Regions from separate parts of the Mus musculus genome. Here region 1 is linked to region 2. A link is a loop called in an ENCODE intact Hi-C map of the cell type or tissue named here. Cell type or tissue: left cerebral cortex. All regions are shown on one strand. Links, peaks and the distances in the headings refer to the core of each region. The heading gives the core; the rest is flanking DNA.

Region 1 (10,142 bases), core at 775-8,774, 59 kb after region 2:
ATTTGGATACAGAACTCCTCTGCTCTCTCTACTATGGCCAGGATACAGCCTGAGAGTCACTAGCTATGCTTTGGGGATGGGAATGGGGTGGGACTTGAGGCCTTTGTAGAGCACAGTAGACATACCTTACTATGACTTCTTTTGGGATTTGGTAGCCTTTTACGGTTCTTTGAGGCTGAGACACACAGCCCCCTTCTCTCAGGACCTGCATAATGGCCAACATCATTCTCTAATCACGTGTCCTTGTTCTGGAGCAAGCTATCAGTAGGTGAGGTTAAGGGATCTCAGAACTGGCTCCAACCAAGGCAGGAGAGCATTTTCTGTCCTATCATCTCTGTCCCAGAACAGCAAGTATAGTGTGACAAGAAACGCTGAGTCAGCACTGGAATGCTTGAGACGGCAGAGTGTGACTGTGCCCCTAGATTCCCGTGCCCTCTCCTCACAGCCCCACCTCCCACAAGCTGGTACTTCTGCTGACTGGCTTCCCTCTGCCCTCAGCTCTCCCGGGGCCCCCTTCTGCCCCAGCCATCCTGTCAGCCTCCAGTCAGAGCATCACTCTCACATGGGGGGCACCACAGGGCCCTGGCAGTAACCACATCCTGGGCTACCTGATCGAGAAGCACAAGAAGGGGAGCAACACCTGGATGGCTGTGAATGAGCAGCCCGTGTCTGGTGAGTTGGTCTGAGGGCAGCTTCTCGCTGACACCATTCCAAGCTGCCTTAAAGCCCCTCCTGGCTACAGCGTCCCTTGGTGTCACTAGTGAGAATCAGTTTAACATAGATGCTGTTCAGCTGATGTGGTTTTGTCCCCATTGTGGGGGCATTTAGCAACGCCTAGAGCTATTTGTGACAGTCACAGCTGGGTGGAGAATACATGCTCTTGACATCTTGTGTGAAGAAGACAAGGATGCTGCTAAACACCCCACCCCCAAACCCCAAAGATTCACCCAGCAAGGTCTATCAGCAGAGGACCCCTAGAATAGAAGTGTCGGACTGGAAGCCAGCTCTCCTTCCTACCCCCTCACACACACTTCAGGCTTTGACCATGGGCAGCCCGCTTCCTCTGTAGATCTCGGTTTCCTTGCTGATGACACAGACAGAAGGGGCCCCACCCTCTAGTTAGTATCCTAGGAGCTAGCTGCTTCCAGAGATAAGAAAAAATCTGGACGAGACTGAGGCTGAAGCAGGTGCTACAGAAGCTTCCAGAACCCCATGCATGGCTGTGCTCTGTGTGTACTGGAAGCCCAACACCAGGCTCAGGACAAACTGTCAGGAGTCCGGTAATGGCAATGCCACTTAGGAGTTAAGGCTACTTGGGGACCATATCCTCACATCTCTAATGTCACCATTTAGTATATTTAAGTATTATGACTCTGTGAGGCAGCATGAATCAGAGACATCAAAGGGCCATCATGACCATCTGGCAAGGCTGAGGCAAACCAGATGGGATGGGGATGAAAACACCTTTCACCTTGGAAGCAACTCTGTCACACCTGGTTGGTGCGACGCAGGAGGGCTGTGTTAGACCCCACGTTTGGTCTTCTCCTGAATATGGGGGTGCTGAGATTTGTCCCCATTTTCTGGTCCCACAATGGGAGACTAATATGGGATGTGGTCTTCCACAGAAAGAAGGTACACTGTGGTGGGTCTGCGACAGGGCTGCCAGTATGAGTTCCGGGTCACGGCCGTGACTCTGTCGGGCCCTGGAGATCCTGGGCCTCCATCGGATGCTGTCTTTGCTAGAGACCCTATGAGTAAGTAAGGCACCGATCCAGGATGTTGGGGAGGGATGTGCATGGGATAGCTCTGAAACTGTGGGATGCAAGTTCACAAGTCAGGGGCAGTCTGGAGGGAGATATTCTAAAGAGCTGGAAGTCAAGGTTGAAAGGCCACTGGGGTCCTAAAGGATCTAGATTGAAATCAGATGGGTCCAGGGGCCACGCAGAAGGAATGAAGACTTTGCAAGATCATGTCTGGCACTCTTTGGCCTCAGGAAAGGTCAGTGTTAGCCATGCTAGGCCAGTGGCATTGCCCATTCACTAGTGGAGAGTCTCATCCCTGGGGAACAGGTAGCAGGGAAGCTTAGCTTCAGTTTTCCATCCAGTTCACACTGTTCATCATATGCAAAGGGGCCAGCATTGCACGAGGAGGTAGGTTCCTCCATCCCAGCCTCTGTCTTTGGTTAACAGAGCCTAGCCCAGTATTTGCCTGTCTGAGCTCTCAGCAGCATCAGAGATGTGAAGAATCATTCTCTAGAAAACAGAAACAGCAAAAACTAAAGATTTGTCATTAAAGATAGGCACGATAGCATCTTCTGGTATGCCCATGTGCCACAAGAAAGACACTTGCCTGCCTAACTTTGATTCAAACTCCCGATTCAAGTAGAGAGTGAGTGCCCTTCTCACCAAACCCCTATTAAACGCTTTGCTCCAGAGCACAGAGTTTAGAAGGGTTACTCTGAGCACCTCAGACAAGCCTGCTGATGACAAGCCATCAATGCACTTGTAGAATCAGCTGTGTGACAGACTGCGTGTATAACTCCAGTAACAACAGAATATTCTACAAGGGAGAGGGGAGGGGAGCCAGCCCGTGTATCCTTGCCTTGCAAATAGAGCAAACCTATTCTGTTTCATTGTCAACCACTGGCTCTCTCATCAGTGATGAGAATGGAGGAAACAGAATGTGCAGTGTCTGCAGCAGCCACAGCAATAGGTCTTACCTTCTAGACCCTTACTACTGTGCAAAATCTGTAGCCTGGAAATGTCACTTGGGAAACTTCCTGTAGAATCTCAGGCCATGTGTAGTGGTGCACATCTGCAATCCAACCCCAGCATTAAGAAGTTGAACAGGAGACACACATACTTCAGATAGATAGATAGATGGATAGATAGATAGACAGACAGATAAATAGATAGACACATACATAGATACATAGATATATAGGCAGGAAGAGAGAAAGGAAGGAGGAAGGAAGGAAGGAAGGAAGGAAGGAAGGAAGGAAGGAAGGAAGGAAGGAAGGAAGGAAGTCTTATTCTGCACCTCAGAACCCTTGAGTTAGGATCTTTGTTTTCAATAAAGTCTCCAGTGATTTGAGTACAAATTCAAGGTTAGAAGCACTCCCTTAGACCAGTGATTTTAAACATCATCACATGTTTAGAAATACCAATAATCACACGTTTAGAAATACCAATAATCCCTTACCAATCCTAGTGCCTTTGGGGCTGGTATCGCACAGACAGAATGTTTAATATGCAGCTAGCCTTAACAGCCAGAATATCATGCTGCAGTGAAATATCCAAATCTCTCTCTCTCTCTCTCTCTCTCACACACACACACACACACACACACACACACACACACACACACACTTTATGACTTTTGCTTATTCCACAGTCCCCATGGTGGGTAGGTAGTGCTGCTCTTGTTCCCATTTAACAGACAAGGAACAAGAAATCTGTGCTGGTGTCGTTCCCAACTAAGAGTTATAATTCAGCATAGAGACATAGACTCCAGCCCCCAGACACAATGGAGCACAAAAGGTTCTCAACTGGAAATACCAGCTGTCAAGGATTATGGGATAGTTAGGGGTTGGCAAGTTGGTGGGTGAGTTGAGGGGGTAGCCAGGGACCCACAGTTCTGCAGAAACCCCTAAGTGAAAGAAGCCCCAAGACTCCTTGGTTGGAAGACTCCTCAGAGGAAGATGCCACACTCCTGAAACTTCCATGGTGCTTGCCCAGGACCCCCAGGGCCTGTGCGGGATCTACAGGTTACAGACACATCAAACACTAGCATCACCGTGAGCTGGATGGTGCCGGATGCCCGGGATGCTGATGAAGCCCAGGGATATATTGTGGAGTTGTGTGGTTCAGACAGCCATCAATGGAGCCCATGTCACGTGGGAACTGTGCCGGGCACCACCTTCACAGCCAAGGGGCTTCGGCCGCAAGAAGGCTACTTTGTGCGGGTGACAGCAGTTAATGATGGGGGCCGGAGCCAGGCCACTTCCCTGGACACATTGGTTCATGCCATGCCGGCCACTGGTGAGTGACACCTCCTTTCCCCACCATGAATCCTACAGACCCTTCCTGAGAGGCACTGCTATGCAGTCATCAGTTGCCTTCTTAACAGAGGGGTGGCAGGGAGCACTGAGCTAAGCGGACCCCTTTTAGAAATGTGTTCTCATTACAGCTCCAGGGATGACCACAAAGGCCCGAGATGCTTCACCCAGGGTCTCCCCATTGTTATGACACAGAACCATGATTTAAAACAAGTGACTCCGAGGAGTGGGCACTGCTTGGTTTGAGACAGCACATCCCCCAGCTCCCTGTTACCGCAAGGCAGATTGTGTTTCCCTTTGGGACTTAATCACTAGAAGCAGATCCTTTCTCTTTGCGAGCCATACCAATCCTCTCTAGTTGTCACTGTGACAATAAGGAGACAATAAAAAGCCAAGAGCTCCTGAGTCCAGAATCTTAGATTCTTGTCCTGGCTCTGATCTTCAATGGATGTCACCCCATTAAAAGATGTCACCCACCCTTCCCGGATAGCAACTTTGATTGTCCCACAAGACTGTCCCTGTCTCCCAGCCTTTTTTCTCCAACACACCCTTCCAAGCACTCTCTGTCAGGCCATTGGTTCAGCCTTCGATCTGCATCCTAGGTGAGCTAGCTGCTCACTGTGGAGGGAGGTGACAAGCCATCTTGTGTGTTCTAGTCTGTCCCAGGTTCCTCATGGACTCCGGCACAAAGGATACCCTGATGGTCAGGGTTGGGGACAGTATTCGCGTTCCTCTCTCCTTTGAAGTGAGTAGACCTGAAGCAGTGTGTGGCAGGCATGGGGGGGGGGTGTCACTGAGCAACCAGGAAACTAGACGATCGTGGAGTGTTCCTTCTTCTTCCTTATTATTCTTTAACCTTAGTCATAGACTTTGACTTGTCTCCTAAATAAGGTCCAATGTGAGGTGGGTAGGGAGGAAAATGGTTTTTGAAGCCAAGCTTGTATTTGGCCTCATGCTGCTGAGTGAACAGGGGTTACACACCCCTCTAGTGGTCACTTCAAATATTACACCTCCAAATTAGACCATCTCCTCTCCCCTTCTTAGTCCCAGAACTGAGGGAGCCGGCAAGGTAGATAATCATTTTTGCCTTTAGAATATATTTTTGTGCAAGTGAATGATCAGAGTCTGACTCAGGATGGTCCCCAGCCAATGTCAACACCACACAACTCTCCGTACAGTCACTAGTGTGGTAGTAAACACAGATTGCCTGATGCCGTCACCGCTCACTAATTTGACTCCTCATCTCTCACATGGTACTGAGTTCTTCAGTCTCTTACCAAAGAGACTAAGCTTACCAAAGGGCTGAGAAAGTGGTGGTAGCAACCTGGATGCTGTGCTCTGTGCTTTCCGCGCATCGTTGATGCCTAAATCCTTAGGACACCCCCATAGGCAACTTACTATTAGCATTCTCAGGTGCACACGATGGGGGTCCCATAGGCAGTGGGTAGCATCATCATCCCGCAGCTGAAGAGAGTTCTCACTGTTACATTATAGGCCTGACACTCAGATACAGATAAATCTTTTTTAAAGATTTATTTATTTATTTTTATGTAAATCAGTATATGGTTGTAAACCATCATGTGGTTGCTGGGAATCAAACTCAGGACCTCTGCTATTTGTCACTGTCTTCAGACGCACCAGAAGAGGGTGTCAGATCTCATTATGGGTGGTTGTGACCCACCATGTGGTTGCTGGGATTTGAACTCAGGACCTTCAGAAGAGCAGTCAGTGATTTTTTTTTTTTTTGAGACAGGGTTTCTCTGTGTAGCCCTAGCTGTCCTGGAACTCACTTTGTAGACCAGGCTGGCCTCGAACTCAGAAATTCGCCTGCCTCTGCCTCTGCCTCCCAAGTGCTGGGATTAAAGGCGTGAGCCACCTGCTCTTAACCAGCCCTGCCAGCTCCTTTCCTAAGCCTGCCACTCTCCTCTCCTCTCCAGTCACCACAGTTCCAGGCCAGATGCATAGTCTACTTCCTGCAGCCTCTCTCTATTGCAGGAACTCCCGAGACACCCCTAGCTTGCCTTGGGGGGAAGGAATACTCTCGTCCCAATGAGTCTCTTCTCACTCCCACCAAGTACGCTCATGTAAATCCAGAACTAGCTGCACTGTCCTAACTGCAGCACCTCGCTCAGTGAAGTCTAGATGTCTGCGTGGGGGTGAGGCTGAGGGCCAGAACCGTTTTACTGAGCCTCCCAGCTAAGCCTCTCTTCCTATCCCAGCATCCTTCCATACCTACCAGCTAGCCCCACACATCGCTACCTCCCTGAGAGCCTATTCCTCGTTGATCCCCATGTGCTCAGGCGCATCTCTTCCTGCCTAGAATGGTCCTTCTTGCCCTTCTACACTGGGCCCAGCTTATATACTTTTTCTTTTACAAAATTTCCTCCATGGAGAGCAAAGGTCAGGGAGGAAGCAATCACAAAGAACAGGAGCAAGAGGGTGACGGCCTTAAGGGAAGAAAGAAAAAATCAGCATGCTTTTTCGAGCGCACTCGAGTGCGTGCCTGTGTGCATGCGTGTGTGTGTGTGTGTGTGTGTGTGTGTGTGTGTGTGTGTGCGCGTGCGTGCATGCACGAGTGTGTGTGAGAGAGAATTGTGTACAATGAAAGCAGAAGGACTATAGCAGTGAATATCAGGAAGATTCAGTGATACATACACAATAAAATGTCATCAATAAGCCTATTATTTTATATGCTAACTACATAATTTATTTGAACAGACACTTTAAAAAAACAAATGAACAAACAAAAAACCTTCCTCTTCTCAATTTGAGCTTGCCCTTGGTTCTCAGGCTGCCCCCATGCCTGAGGTGACCTGGCTGAAGGACGGCTTGCCCTTGCCCAAAAGAAGTGTGACCACTGTGAAGGCTGGCCTCACGCAGCTTCTGATCCCTGCAGCTAGCCTCTCGGACTGTGGCCGATACACCGTGATGCTGAGGAACCTACAGGGGAAGGAAGCTACCCACAGCTTCTTCATCAATGTAGCAGGTGAGGCCGCTCAGCCAGGGAGCTCTCACCAGGGTGTGAAGGCTGCATCTGTCCTGGGCGTAGCTCCTTGTGCTGAGTGTGCAAGGTGACCACACTGTTGAGCCTACACACTTCAAGGCTCAGAGGCCAGGTAGAAGGAGAGTCCCTGAAAGCCCCGATGTTCTGACCTATGAACTTAAAGATACCACACCCTTACCTCTTATCTGTGGGGGTGTTTGTTTGTTTTTGTTTGTTTTGAGTCCAAGAGCAAAAATGGCCCCCAGCATTGCGTCACTAAAGGATACCATGGGGAGAATCTGCCCACGACCCTGGTGCAAGTTAAGATTGTCCCTTCCCTGGAATGACTCTCGTTCCCAGCCTGGAATGTTCAGAAATGCAGGAAGACTAACCGCAGGCATTTGTGATTTGATTTTATGAAAACTCTAACTTCTGTCCCTGTCCCATCATTTTATCTATTAAAAAGGTGAATAAGTAATTTTTTTGGAAGTCATCTGTGCTGGTGGGTACCTATAATCCCAGATGTGGGAGACTGAGACAGAACTCAGCGTTAAGGCTAGCCTGGGTTAATGTGGGTGAAACCCTGCCTCAAAAGAAAAAAAAAGAGCATTCTTTGGGGGATATTTTTCACCATGCAGAGATAATTGTATACTCAGACTTAGTTGGTAAGCCCTCTGGCCCATCGCCTGCCTGACAACAGTGTTCTGTAGATCCCCAGGAGAAGACACTAGCAGAATTTCATGTTCTCCTTTGCAACATGACCTCTCTCTCTCTCTCTCTCTCTCTCTCTCTCTCTCTCTCTCTCTCTCTCTCTCTCTCTCTCTCTTTCTCTCTCTCTCTCAGCATGCCCACAGGCACCAGGTTCTATCTACCTACAGGAGAATGTGCCTGGGACAGTGACGGTCCAGTGGGAACCCTCTCCGGATGAGGCTCAGGGCATCCCCTTGCATTACACAGTGCTGATGCGGTCCTCATCTCACCGATCCTGGCACGAGGTGGCCGACCATGTCCGTACCAACCGCTTTACCCTCCTAGGGGTCCTCCCTGGCCATGAGTACCACTTTCGGGTGCTGGCCAAGAATGAGCTGGGGGTCAGCAAACCTTCAGACACCAGCCAACCCTGGTGTATCCCCAGGCAGAGAGGTAAGGGGACCCCTAAAAGGAGGGAGGGACTTAAGTGTCAGCCTCTGTGCTTTGGGTCATGAAATGTATGGAGTCGGGGCCTTCCGTCTAGCCAGACATGTAGTGGGCCTCCCACCTCCTGCTCAGTGCCCACCTGAACTGGTGCCCACTGCACTGGATTCAGGTTGGGCTCCACTTCAATGGGCAGAAAGAGTCAGGCTGTGAGTATTGGACTGTCTGGGGGCCTTTGGGTGAATTCTCAAAAAGAACAGCAAGCAATCAGTTAAAAATAGAAGTTAGTATTTCTATTAAAACAAAGTATATTTTATAAATCAACTAGGTGTAGGTCTTTAAAGGGGTCACTAGAAAAAAAAGATTATAATACTGGCTGGGTCATTTTATGTTTATAAAATACAAAAATATCTAGAAAGTGCTACACCAAAATGTCAGCTACAGTCATCTCTAGGGAGTGAGACTTATGTTCTGATTTATACACAATAACTTTTACCATTTTTTTAAAATCCAAACAAGATTTTAGGAAAAGGATAAAAACAGTGTCAGGTGGTGCAGATGAGCTGTGGGAAAAGGCTCAGCATTTCGATGGACTCTGCAAACCTGGGTCCCGGTCAGGCCTTCTTTGCTTTTTAACCATCCTTCCTTCTGCCTGGGGAATGCACCACAGACAGGTTCACAGTGAAGTCTCCGACATACCAGGATCCTGACCTGAGCCAGAAGCCCCGCTTCCTGGTGGGTCTGCGGGCTCACCTTCTGCCCCAGGGCTGTGAGTGCCGCATGACGTGTGCCGTGCAGGGCTCACCCCAGCCTCATGTCACCTGGTTCAAGAATGACCAAAGCTTGGACAGAAACCCTGCGGTGTACAGTACTGACTTGCTGGGTGTGTGCTCCCTCGTCATCCCCAGCGTGTCCCTTAAGGACAGTGGTGAATACAAGGCTGTGGCCAAGAACCCACTGGGACAAGCTGTCAGCACAGCCACCCTCATTGTCACAGGTAACCATGGCTGCCTGGAGAGGACCAAGTGGGAACAGAAGGGAACAGAAGGAATAGCCTCTGACCTCAGGAAGCCCTCAGGGGCCTGGCTTCTCAAGTAGACTCAGATGGTATACCATGAGATTTCTGCCTGCCTCCATGAGCATTCTATTATGTATTTAACCTGACCATTACAGAACCTCCTAGGGTTTGATTTGCTCAATTGTAAAATGAGACCTTGGCTACTTTAGGGGCCTACACTACCCACCTAAGAGTCTCCATGTGGGCAGGCACATGTCTCAGGGTGAGACATGAGCCTCTTGCCCTGCAAGTCCTTTTATAACTGTGTCGGATAAGAAGAGTTAAAAGGTCATGCTGAGTCTCTCATTGGCCGTCTCCATTCATCAAGGTGAATAATGCATGCCAATAAGAAAAAACTTTGGTGGCTCTGGGTCATCCCACGCCGAGCATTGCAGACTCTTCACAATGGGATAGGTGTGAGAGGGCCCACTGTCCCTTCAGGATCATCTGAAAAATATTCCTTGTTTTGCAGAATACGACTCCTAGGCCACTTGATCCAGAATGCTGGCCTTGCCCCACCCTACAGCTATGAGATGGATGGCAAATCTCTGAAGCTTTGCTGCTGATACCCACACTGGCCTGGGGTCCCAGCAGTCCAGCGTGACAGTGGATGTTCCTGGGTGAGACAGGAACAAGGGGTCTTCTGGTGAGATGCATCCAGAAGGGCTGAAGTCCTTGAAGAAGAACTAGAAGAAGAGTGGAGGATGTAGTCTTAAGCTGAATGATGGCTCAGAGTGACCCTGTTACTAAGGGTGTCTGTGTTCTGCACCTCTGAACGAAGCTCCAGAGAGGGTGGTGCATGGGGTGGAAGCTGAGCCCACTGTGACCAGAGGAATGGAAATTCAGAGAGGGCAGAGGACCTGGGTGAGGGCATCAAGGATGGGGCTTGCGGGCTATCTGTACTTCATTAA
Region 2 (10,142 bases), core at 1,400-9,399:
CCCAGCTGTGCAGTTAGGTCTCATCCCCAAACTTCCTTAGATCATTAGGTTTCCAACCAAAAGACCCCAAAGAAAAAGCACTATCACTGAGAAGAAAATAAGCCATTCAGAGGCTCAAAGAGGTGAAGCAGGAAAGCATCGTGCTGTAGTGGATAGTCAGCCCGCCTTCACTGTCACTTTAAAAGGTTCTTCCAGTTCTGAAGGACGTTGTGCAAAAGGCAAGCCTGGCTCCATGAGTACAATCAGGCTTGATATTCCAAGCTGTCGGGCTGGGGTGTTAGCAGAGGCACCAAGGATATGCAAGGCCATGCACTGAAATAAGAGGGGAAGGTCCTTCAAAGACTCCGTTTCTCCTCGAGTCCAGTGTGTGGCATCTATCTGTTATTTAACCCTCTGATGATCCTGGTTCCACCTCTGGGTAACAGCTGTGACACTCTATCCTCTGCAGGAGGAACAGGAGCCTCCTTGCTGTGTTTCAGGGCACTGCCTCTAGGCCTTGGGAATCATTCACAGACAAGACTAGTTTCCACTGGTCATCGTGAGTCAGACATGGTAATGTAAGTAAGGGGATCTTGAGTTCGAGGGTGTCCAGAACTATGTGAAACTGTCTCTAAAATGTAAAACACAATCAATCTCCCATCATTCCTGTGCAGAGTGAATACAGCTCTCCCTTCTCCACCAAACCAAGCCTCCAGGGAGCAGAGTTCTCCCTTTCCTGAGCCACACAGAGCTCTGGATCAGAAAGGCTATGCCATGGCTACAGTAGGATTTGCGAATGCCCTGGAGAGTCAAGGTGTAGTGTTAGGAAACCATCTTTAGTTCTTCAACTTGGACCCTGGTGCCCAGGGAAATAGGCTGCAAAAAGTTACAGGGAACAGCAATAAGAAGGTGAAAGATTTCTGTCCTTTCTGGCTCTCCTGAGAGTCACCGAAACTCTACATACTTCCATTTACCTTTGGGGACTGGGCAGAGAGAAAGTGAAGGCGAAAGACAAGCTCTTCTGAGTCTGTGATGTCAATCACTTACTTAACCTCCCTGGGCCTCCGTCTTTCACTGATGATGGAAGCTAAGCTTGATTGATGTCTTCCAAACTGTGCCCCTTTGGGTAGCACTGAAATACTGTGTAGGAGGCAGGCAGTGGTAAGGAAGGGTTTGCAGGACCTCTCAGCCAACCCAGGTCTGACTGCATACCCCACACAGTTTGTGTTTCTCTGTCAGACTGTGTTTGTAGAAGAATCCTACTTTAACACCTCAACCCTGGGACTTGTCTATGCAACATTTCTCAAGAGACCCACCAAGAGGGACTTTTTTATATGGATGTGATTATATTCTTTCAACACTAGATGACAGAAACCAGCAACACACTAATATGACACTGGATACTGGCCTCAGTCTGAGAGCCAGCATGGAGCACTGGACCTAAAGACTCTATGAGATCTCTAATTCTAGCCCTGGCACTAAGATGCCAGTACCATGTGGATCTCTGCTCCACCAATGGTCACTAAGTAAATCTGTGGTGGCTCTCAGCCAGGGTCAGTGCTGCCAGACCCTAGAATCCTGGGGTCTTACCCCCAAGTTTTAGTCTCTGCCCAACACCCTTAAGGGAAGGAACTGCTGACATTTAGGTTCTTAATGTGAGACTGTTCATCAGATAGCCCCCGAGTCTGCTTCTGAAGAGAAAGGATAAACTACAGCCTGCAAGTTTTAGGCAGGATCCTATCCTCTGGGCAACCAAGCTTGGGTTTTCAGGTCACAGTATAAGCCCAGAGAGCATTGCTAGCGTTTTCCAGTAGCAGAGTCTGCCTGTGTGAAAGTGGGGACAGTGTCGTGTCTCTGCCGATGAGAGGAGTCCACTGCAGTCTCTCCCAGACGGCCACTGTGTTAATGCCGCCATCAGGTCAGAAGAAACACAAGAATTAGACGAGTGCTTTAGGAGACGGCCACACTTCCCAGGGTTATAGAATAATTTGATTATGTAATCGCTACGAAGGGTGATAGTATGATATTATTAATAACATCAGCTAACATTTAAGTTAGCATGTGTGGGTATCATCCTAAGTGCTACACAAATTCACATTAATACACACACTTCACACTCAAAAGTATTACCATACTTTGCTCATAAGGAAATCAATATAGGAGCCAGGCTGTGGTGGCGCATGCCTTTAATCCCAGCACTTGGGAGGCAGAGGCAGGTGGAGAGAGCACTTAGATCGAGGCCAGCCTGGTCTACAAAGTGACTTCCAGGACAGCCAGGGATATACAGAGAAACCCTGTCTCAAAAAACTAAAAAAAAAAAAAAAAAGAAGAAGAAGAAGAAGGAAGGAAGGAAGGAAAGAAGGAAGGAAGGAAGGAAGGAAGGAAGGAAGGAAGGAAGGAAGAAAGAAAGAAAGAAAGAAAGAAAGAAAGAAAGAAAGAAAGGAAGAAAATAAATAAATCAATATAGGGCTGAAGAGATGGCTCCATGGTAAGAGCACTACTGGCTGTTCTTCCAGAGGACCGGGGTTCAATTCCCAGCACCCACATGGCAGCTCACAAGCTTCTGTAACTCCCATTCCAAGGGATCCAATCCAAGGGCCCTCTTTTGGCCTCTGCAGGTATTGTATGCACACAGTAAACAGATATACAAGTAAGTAAACACACGTACACACATACATATACATACGCACACACACATGAATTTAAAAAGTAAATCAAAGTACAGTGAAGATTAAGTAATCTGAAACAAACGGGATCCAGGAAGGGTGGTCCTCGAGTCTATGCATCCGCATAGAATGCCTCTCAGAAACTGTTATCCAGAAGCTTGAAAACAACTACCTGAAAACTCTCAAATGTGCTCTGGATCAGTGGCATTATGGGCACCTCAAGGATTCCAAGCAAAGGTTAGCCCTCCACCACTACCGTATTTGCTTAATTAAATCTTGGCAGGAGAGTACCAGCCAGACTGTGTATTTTCTCAAAGCTCACCTAGTGATCCTTGATGTACAGGTAGCGGCAACCTTGACCCATCCCCATCCAATGCCTTGCTGTGACCCTACCCGGTCGGTACGCTGATGTCTTCAAGGATGAAGCCTCCCATCCTAGAACTAGCAATGCTGGAGATGGCTTTTAACCCACGCTGAGGTCCATTCCCCTGAAGCTTCCATTCACTGGCCCTACTTCTCTATGACACCATCCCAAGCCTTTCCAGTTCCAATCCCAAATGTCCCTTCTCCTCAGCACGGCAGCCTTTCTCCCTGATTGAATATCCACTGAATGTGTCTCCAGGTCTCTCTCTTCCGAACGATTCTAACTCCTTAAACTATTCCTTCTAGAACACTGTGTTTATACTTCCTTTCACTGGTTTTCTTTACCTGAATGAATCCTTGGTCATTCAATGCTTTTTGTTTTGTTTTGTTTTGTTTTGTTTTTTTAAGTAAGCGACTAAGAATGAATTCAAGACCAGAGACAAAAGAAACATAATATAAGATCTTTGGACTTAAGCCTATGCAATTATACAATGGGAAGAATATCTACTCCTTTTACCTTAGACGGTTGCTTGAGGCTAACGGAGCACACAGGTAGAGAGCTTTGCAAAAGTGTACACTACACACACCTGCCTTGTCTCTACGACCATTCTAACATGTATCAACAGAGATTTAAACTCAAAGCAAAACAACAAAACCCAACCTCCTCAGCTGGAATTCAAGATACCTGGATTTTGTTATCAAATGGTTAAGGACAAAATATTCCTTTGTAGGCTCTCCACAGGAATGGGTAACTTATCTCTAGGATAAGAAATCTAGTAAGCATTGATAATTTCAGTCTGGCCGGTGACATGGGGGGGGGGGGGGATATACAGCCATTAGCAGTGTCTTACCAGTCCTTCTGAGACACATTCTGGTTGTAAATGTGCCCGCTGATGTTTCTGTAAGGCGGACAGATGCATTTGCACCGGATATCTTCAGAGCTCTGGAAGGAAAAAGAAGAAATTGCAGGCAAGAGTCCTGCCTGGGTTCAGAGTCTAGACAGGCTAGCAAAGTCTTGTACTCTGCTCCCTTAGGTGACTATATGCATGCTTTTGAATTTTCCCATCCCCAATTCATCAAGGTCTGGCTCTACAGGAAGAGTGTTCTTCCACTTGGTCCTCAAGATAGAAACCTCTCTGGTATCAAAAACAAACTCACAGAAGTTACCCAAGGCTGCCTGCCATCCATGAAGTGACGTGCTGGGGGAAAGGGGGGGGGGGGGATGGGGGGAGGGAGGAGGGAAGAGTTGGGGCTGCAGTGTATATAGCAAGCAAAGTGACAGGCTTTTTCAACCCTGGGGCCTACAATTGTGTCTGGTGAGCTAGGTGGCCAGATTCCCCTTCAATTCTGTCTTAACTCCTTAGGTTAGAAAGGGGAAAGGGATGAATAAAGAAAACTGGGACATTATCACGGGAAGACTCCCGTCAGGAATTCCTTGAAGAGCAAAGAAGCACGCAAGCCCTAATACTCAATGTTATTTCAGTGTCTCAGGGAGAGTCAGAATCGAAAGCGGACAGCCTAGAGCCGCGTACATCATCTAAACCTAGCTGCGGGTCTCCCACCCGGAAGGAATGAGAGCAGCCTCTGGAGTCCACAGTGCAGCTGGGTTAGCTTTGAAGCCAAAAAGCTCCCATCTGTGCATGCCTTTACACTCAGAGCATTTTACAACATTACATGATTTGACTATCAAATTGAGCAGGAGATTCGACCACAGCTGTTTTTACTTGGGGCAAAGGAAGATACAGAGAACTTGGGTAACTTTTCTTAAACTTTCTTGCTTGCGGAGAAGTCTACCTAGGGCTAGTTTGGTCCGGACCCTGTGCGGTAGGCTCTGAACCCCGTGCTCCCTACACCCTTAGGAAGGCCAGCAGCTTGTCCCAGGTAAGGTCCCCGCCCCCAAGTAGGGTTCTCGGGTGGGGGAGGGGTCAGGGTGGCGTTTCGGCTACCTCGGCGGCAGCCCAGGAACAAGGTGCCGCTGGCCCACTTCCCTCACCTTGTTGGCTTGAGCTGGGGGCACCAGCAAGCACCCCACCACAGCCACCAAACACAGCAGCTTCATGCTTATCGGGCTTGCTGAGCCAGCAAGACTAGATGCCTGGGGGGATAAAAAGAAACATGGAGTCGGAAAAAGGGATAGTGGTCACAACAGAGGCAGCACCCTCGGCCCCTTTTCAGCTTTGCCAGACGAGGGAAGAGGGCTGAGTTCCAGGATTCCTGGCCTTCTAAACCTTTCCCTCTCCTCACCAAGCCCAGCTCTCAAAAGCTATCTGTGCACTAGCAGAGGGAGTTTTCTGAGGTTACAGCCGCCCGGAGCCCCCAGATCCTGTCACCAGGCCGCGTTCCGACCCTCACCTCTCCTCCCACCGCCCTCCGCCATCTCTGCCTCCACCGCCCTGGTGGCGCCGCTCAGGCCCAACCAGAAGCCCCGATTCCGACCGCCAAGAGTACTGCACACCCTGCCTAAGGATTTGGGGTGGCTGTGAACCCCCAGTGTCCCTGCGACCCCCGTACCCCTCCCCCAATGCCGAGTCTACCAACCTGCAAGCTCAGCCGCAGCCGCCACTGATCAGCAGGCTCCACCCCTTCAGCATCTATTGGCTGCTACAGTCGCCGCTCAGCCCAACCTCGCTAGTTGCCAAGACAACAAGACCCACCTTCTCTTGGTCCCGGAGGCTTACAATCTAGGGAGAGGCACGCATTTCTCTACCAGGATTTAGCAAGAAAAGGGAATGTCTGCCTTTCCTACTGAAAACTGAAGCTCTAGCCCTGTGGGTCCGTTCAACTCCTCCTAGAGTGCTTTGTTTGTCCTCGCCTTATACTATCTTACTGTTTCAGAGAAAGCATTTTAGAAATGAAACTAGTAATGATTTTAGAACAAGATCAAGGACCATTGTGCTTATTCATAGTCTGAAAATATTATTATAGAGACACATTTTTGTTTTGTTTTGTTTTGTTTTTTAACAAGGAACTCAAGGGCCCAGGCTCTATTCCTACACACAAAGACATATGCCAAAGAGGGCAAGACAGGATTAGTAATAGGCGTGGGCTGGAGGGAGCTGTGCCTCCTTAGCCTGCACTGGTTCTGAAGGCCTGGCAAATTGAAACAAGGTGTACTAGGCCAGTCTGGGACTAGGAGGAGGTTACAGGCTGCAGAGGGACAGATGTGAACTTCTTAGCAGCAGTGAAGGAAACTGGAGTCACCTGAGTCCAGGGGCCACTGCAGTGAGGACACTTGAGCTTTGGCCTCAAGTGCATCGAACTAAGCTCCTGTGTTACCCTAGAAAACATGCATTCCCTCTCTGGGTACCAGTTTCCTTAGCTAAGGGTCCCTACAGCTTTGATGGGTTGGGGCTCCTGGAAAGAAGAATAGTCATATGGCCAGAATGAAATTTAGTATAGAAAGTCATGTGTCACAAAAGAGTTTTCCTCCTTAGACATATTATCTGAGCACTATTTGTGGTGGGTACTATATAAGACACTGAAGCTGCCTGGGGGAGGGGGAGGCTAGCCTTGTCTCTGTTCTCTTTTTTTGTTGTTGTTTTTAAGATTTATTTATATTTTATGTATATGAGTACACTGTAGTTGTCTTCAGACACACCAGAAGAGGGTGTCAGATCACATTGCAGATGGTTGTGATCCACCATATGGTTGCTGAGAATTGAACTCAGGACCTTTGGAAGAGCAGTCAGTACACGTAACCACTAAGCCATCTCTTCAGCCCCATCTCTGCTCTTGTATAACTTGATATTTATTACAAAAACAAAAACCAAAAAACAATGGTTGTTTTAGTCAGGGTTCTCTAGAGTCACAGAACTTATGGGTAGTCTCTATATACTAAGCAAATTTGTTGATGACTTACAGTCTGTAGTCCAACTGCCCAACAGTGGTCAGCAGCAGTTGTGAATGGAAGCCCAAGGATCTAGCAGTTTCTCAGTTCCACAAGGCAAGCAGAAGAAGAGAGAATCTTCCTTCTTCCAATGTTCTTATGTAAGTCTCCAGGAGAAGGTGTGTGGCCCACATAAAGGTGTGTACCACCACACCTGGATCTGGGACTTGTTTTGTCCCAGATGACCTTGAACTCAGAGATCTCCCTGCCTTTGTCTCCTGGGATTCATAGCCACTATGCCTCAAGATCTCCATGCCAAGATCCAGGTCAGAAACTTGTGTCTCCAAGCCTCAAGATCAGGATCACAGGTGACCCTTCCAATTCTGGACTGTAGTTCATTCCAGATATAGTCAAGTTGACAACCAGGAATAGTCACTACAATTACCCCTTGTCAACTTGACACAAATAATATCTCATGTCCACATGAAACAATAACAAGGTCATGAATATGCCTACCATGATGTAACTATTTCTCGTATAATCACAAACACATTTGTAAATTTACAATGGGGCAATGTCCCTTGGGAGCATTCTTTTAGTATCTCAGTTTAAATACCAATTGATGTTAAAGAAATTTGAAGAAAGACAATGTGTTCTTAACAAAATATACAGAAACATTCATGTTACTTTATGATCCTCATTTCTGCAATTGGTCACATGGTCTTAGCTGGAATTTATAACTACCTTCCTCTGCTACCCATGCTGTATTTCCTCCACCCTCAGCAAGCACCTCAGCAGGTCTTGGCTCTTTTCCTGGAGGAGTGGCTCATACCTTCATTCCTGATGGGTCTGCATCCTTTGTCATCCCGCTTGGATTAGGCTGTTATAGTTTCCCATTGACTTTAATCAGGACATGGTAGTACTAAGAGACGCCCTAAGATATCTCCTACACTCCAGACATAATCCTGCCTACCTCCATTGTAGAGAGGTAATCCAATTTCCCCATGGTAATCTGGATCTATCACCCCTCCTAACACTGCTATTCCTCTCTTAGCCTGTTGGTTTAAGGGCAATAGAAGCCCAAAATGACCAGGGGGAAGTCTGAGCTTCCAGTTCAATGGAATGTTTGTTGTGGTTCCTAGTAGGAGCACTCCCCTCTCTGGAACCAAAACTTCTAGGCCAGCAGAAACTAGAGTTGTGGGGACAGGAAGCAAAATTTTTCCTAGAGGGTCACTAGGAGTGATAGTGAGTGGAACTATTCCCTTTTCCACCCCTTATTTCCTGGACCTATGAATCTTGGCTCTGAGAAAAACTGTACCATATATCAGACATTGATTCAAAACATATATACTGCCTTCTGAAGAACTTTGCCTCAGACCTCCATGTGTCCAGGCAGGCATGAGCTGAGAGTTCTGTCTTCACCTGAAGGCTGCTGGTGAAAGACTGACTTCCAGGCATCTAGGGTGAGGATCTTAAGCCCATGCCCATAGTGACACACCTACTCCTACAGAGCCACACCTCCTAATAGTGCCACTGCCTGGGTCAAGCATGTACAAAACATCACAATGGTCAACGAGCCATTACAATTTAAGATAGCAAGAGTTTTGCTGGGCACAAAATTGTAAAAGTTAGTAGGAAACTTGGACCAGGAGCCAGAGGAGCTCAGAGTGGTAGAGAAATTTTGAGGGCAGCAAGAGGCTCCCTGAGCTGGCAGAATGTGATAAGAATATGCGAACCACTATCAGAAAGGTCCAAGTGCTACTGCCTCATCCTGTGACTAGGTTATCTTATCTAGCAAAATGACTTTGCAGATGTGATAAGAAAAAATTAAGGCTTTTAGGGTTGAGAGAGTATATTGAACTATTCAAGGGGGGTTCTATCTAATCAGGGGAGACCTTAAGAGAGAATTTTTTTCTGCTATAAGTCAGAGACAAATGTGACCATATGTCTGGTGCTATGTTGCTGGCTCTGAAGGTGGAGGAAAAGAGTTTTGAGACAGAGTATGGGTGCTTTTGAGGAAAAAAAAAAACCCAGAAAAGTGGCCTTCTCTAGACCTAGAAGTCTCATATAATACATATTGATTTTAATCCACTGTCATTCAAATCAGACTTAAGGCCTATAGAGATGTATTACACTTGTATTGTTTTAAGCCACAAAGTTCATGGTACATTGATACAAAAGCAACAGGTAGGGTATATCTCAACAATCTTAGCATGAATTTGCACATGTAAGCTAGGTCTTAGAATCCGTGCTAGGACAGAGGGTCTGAGTTCCTCTCCACCCCTCCCCCTACTGTTGGTATTCCTAGATAGGGACTGGATGGCTGACATTACCTCTGACCTGGGCACCTCTCACAGGCATCAGCTATATGCCCTTACTTGCCCCTGTGATACCCAGCAAAGTGTATCTGTCCAGTATCCCCATAGCCTCAGGCTCCTAGGAGATGATGACCCTCCTAAATTGGCATTTACAATCACATCTGAGTCACACCACAGGATCATCTGACCTAAACAAAATAAAGCCCAACGAATAGATGCCAGGCATTCATGGGATGTCCAAAAGATCCATCCCTGAGGATGTGGAGTGGTCTTTGATCCATCTATTTACAAAGCTGTCACTCTGTTCACTGATGTTGGGGCAGGTGCACAGGGACCATCCTTATAATGGATTGAGCACCATCCTCAGATTCCTAAGTAAATAAATGTCTTGTCTCTGACCAAAGGGGAATTTATCAAGCATCAGGGATCCTGGGGTACTGATATCAGGGCAGAGATGTTCTATGTAAAGGCATCCTCTCTCAGTGTCTCACAGACATTCTTCATTTTCAACAGCGTCTCTCCAAAAATGATCTTTACCAAAGAAATGATGGTCCTAAATATTCTTCCCAAATGTAATAAATGACATAGACCCTCCAGTCTCTTGTGCATATATACAGAGTCATATGCAACACACATGTACACATTTCAGCTGTGTACGCTCCTAGTAATCACTCCCCAGGATCGTGATGCTCGTGGCCTTAGGTAAGGTCGCCTTGCCCAGTGTTCTGTTTTCCTTGGCTCAGCTCCTGCCTCTGCACATTGCTTCTGGGTGTAGACAGCATACATGTGAGATAACAGCTTGCTTTGGAGTTCCAATTGTCTTACCCAAGCCAAATATTTGGGGTTTTTGTTTTGTGTTTTAGCTCACAGTAGTAGGCAAGAGTGCTGCTGGGCTAAGTCCATAGAATCAACCCCACAGACTGGTTCTACTTAAAGGAACTCCTGCCAGAGCACAGAGCCTCAGTCTATAGAGATTTAATTTGGAATAGC

What was found. A loop is a pair of places that touch in the nucleus more often than their neighbours do. Peaks named below come from ENCODE experiments on the same cell type or tissue, not always from the same donor. Only the 100,000 strongest peaks of a DNase experiment are listed, where the experiment ranks them.
Region 1: it touches region 2 in a loop (4-fold over the local background); 7 of 42 quality-filtered maps call a loop at or near these places.

What each region holds. Positions count from the first base shown.
Region 1 is chr1:135,953,599-135,963,740 of GRCm38, reverse strand. Igfn1 (immunoglobulin-like and fibronectin type III domain containing 1) reads left to right here. Exons shown (of 27, transcript NM_177642.3): 20 at 499-672; 21 at 1,626-1,754; 22 at 3,738-4,040; 23 at 4,714-4,802; 24 at 6,848-7,043; 25 at 7,884-8,183; 26 at 8,845-9,171; 27 at 9,704-10,142. The coding sequence ends at 9,717. Among named protein-coding and RNA genes, the nearest start is that of Pkp1, 39 kb to the right of the region's middle. In left cerebral cortex, for the core only: a CTCF peak has its summit at 5,045; a DNase peak (open chromatin) is centred at 5,052.
Region 2 is chr1:136,013,467-136,023,608 of GRCm38, reverse strand. It overlaps Tmem9 (transmembrane protein 9), which reads right to left and starts at 5,608. Exons shown (of 6, transcript NM_025439.3): 1 at 5,547-5,608; 2 at 5,002-5,103; 3 at 3,860-3,951. The coding sequence starts at 5,067. It also overlaps a transcript of Igfn1 not described here. In left cerebral cortex, for the core only: a CTCF peak has its summit at 5,442; DNase peaks (open chromatin) are centred at 4,800 and 5,634; H3K4me3 peaks cover 1,631 bases; H3K27ac peaks cover 1,185 bases.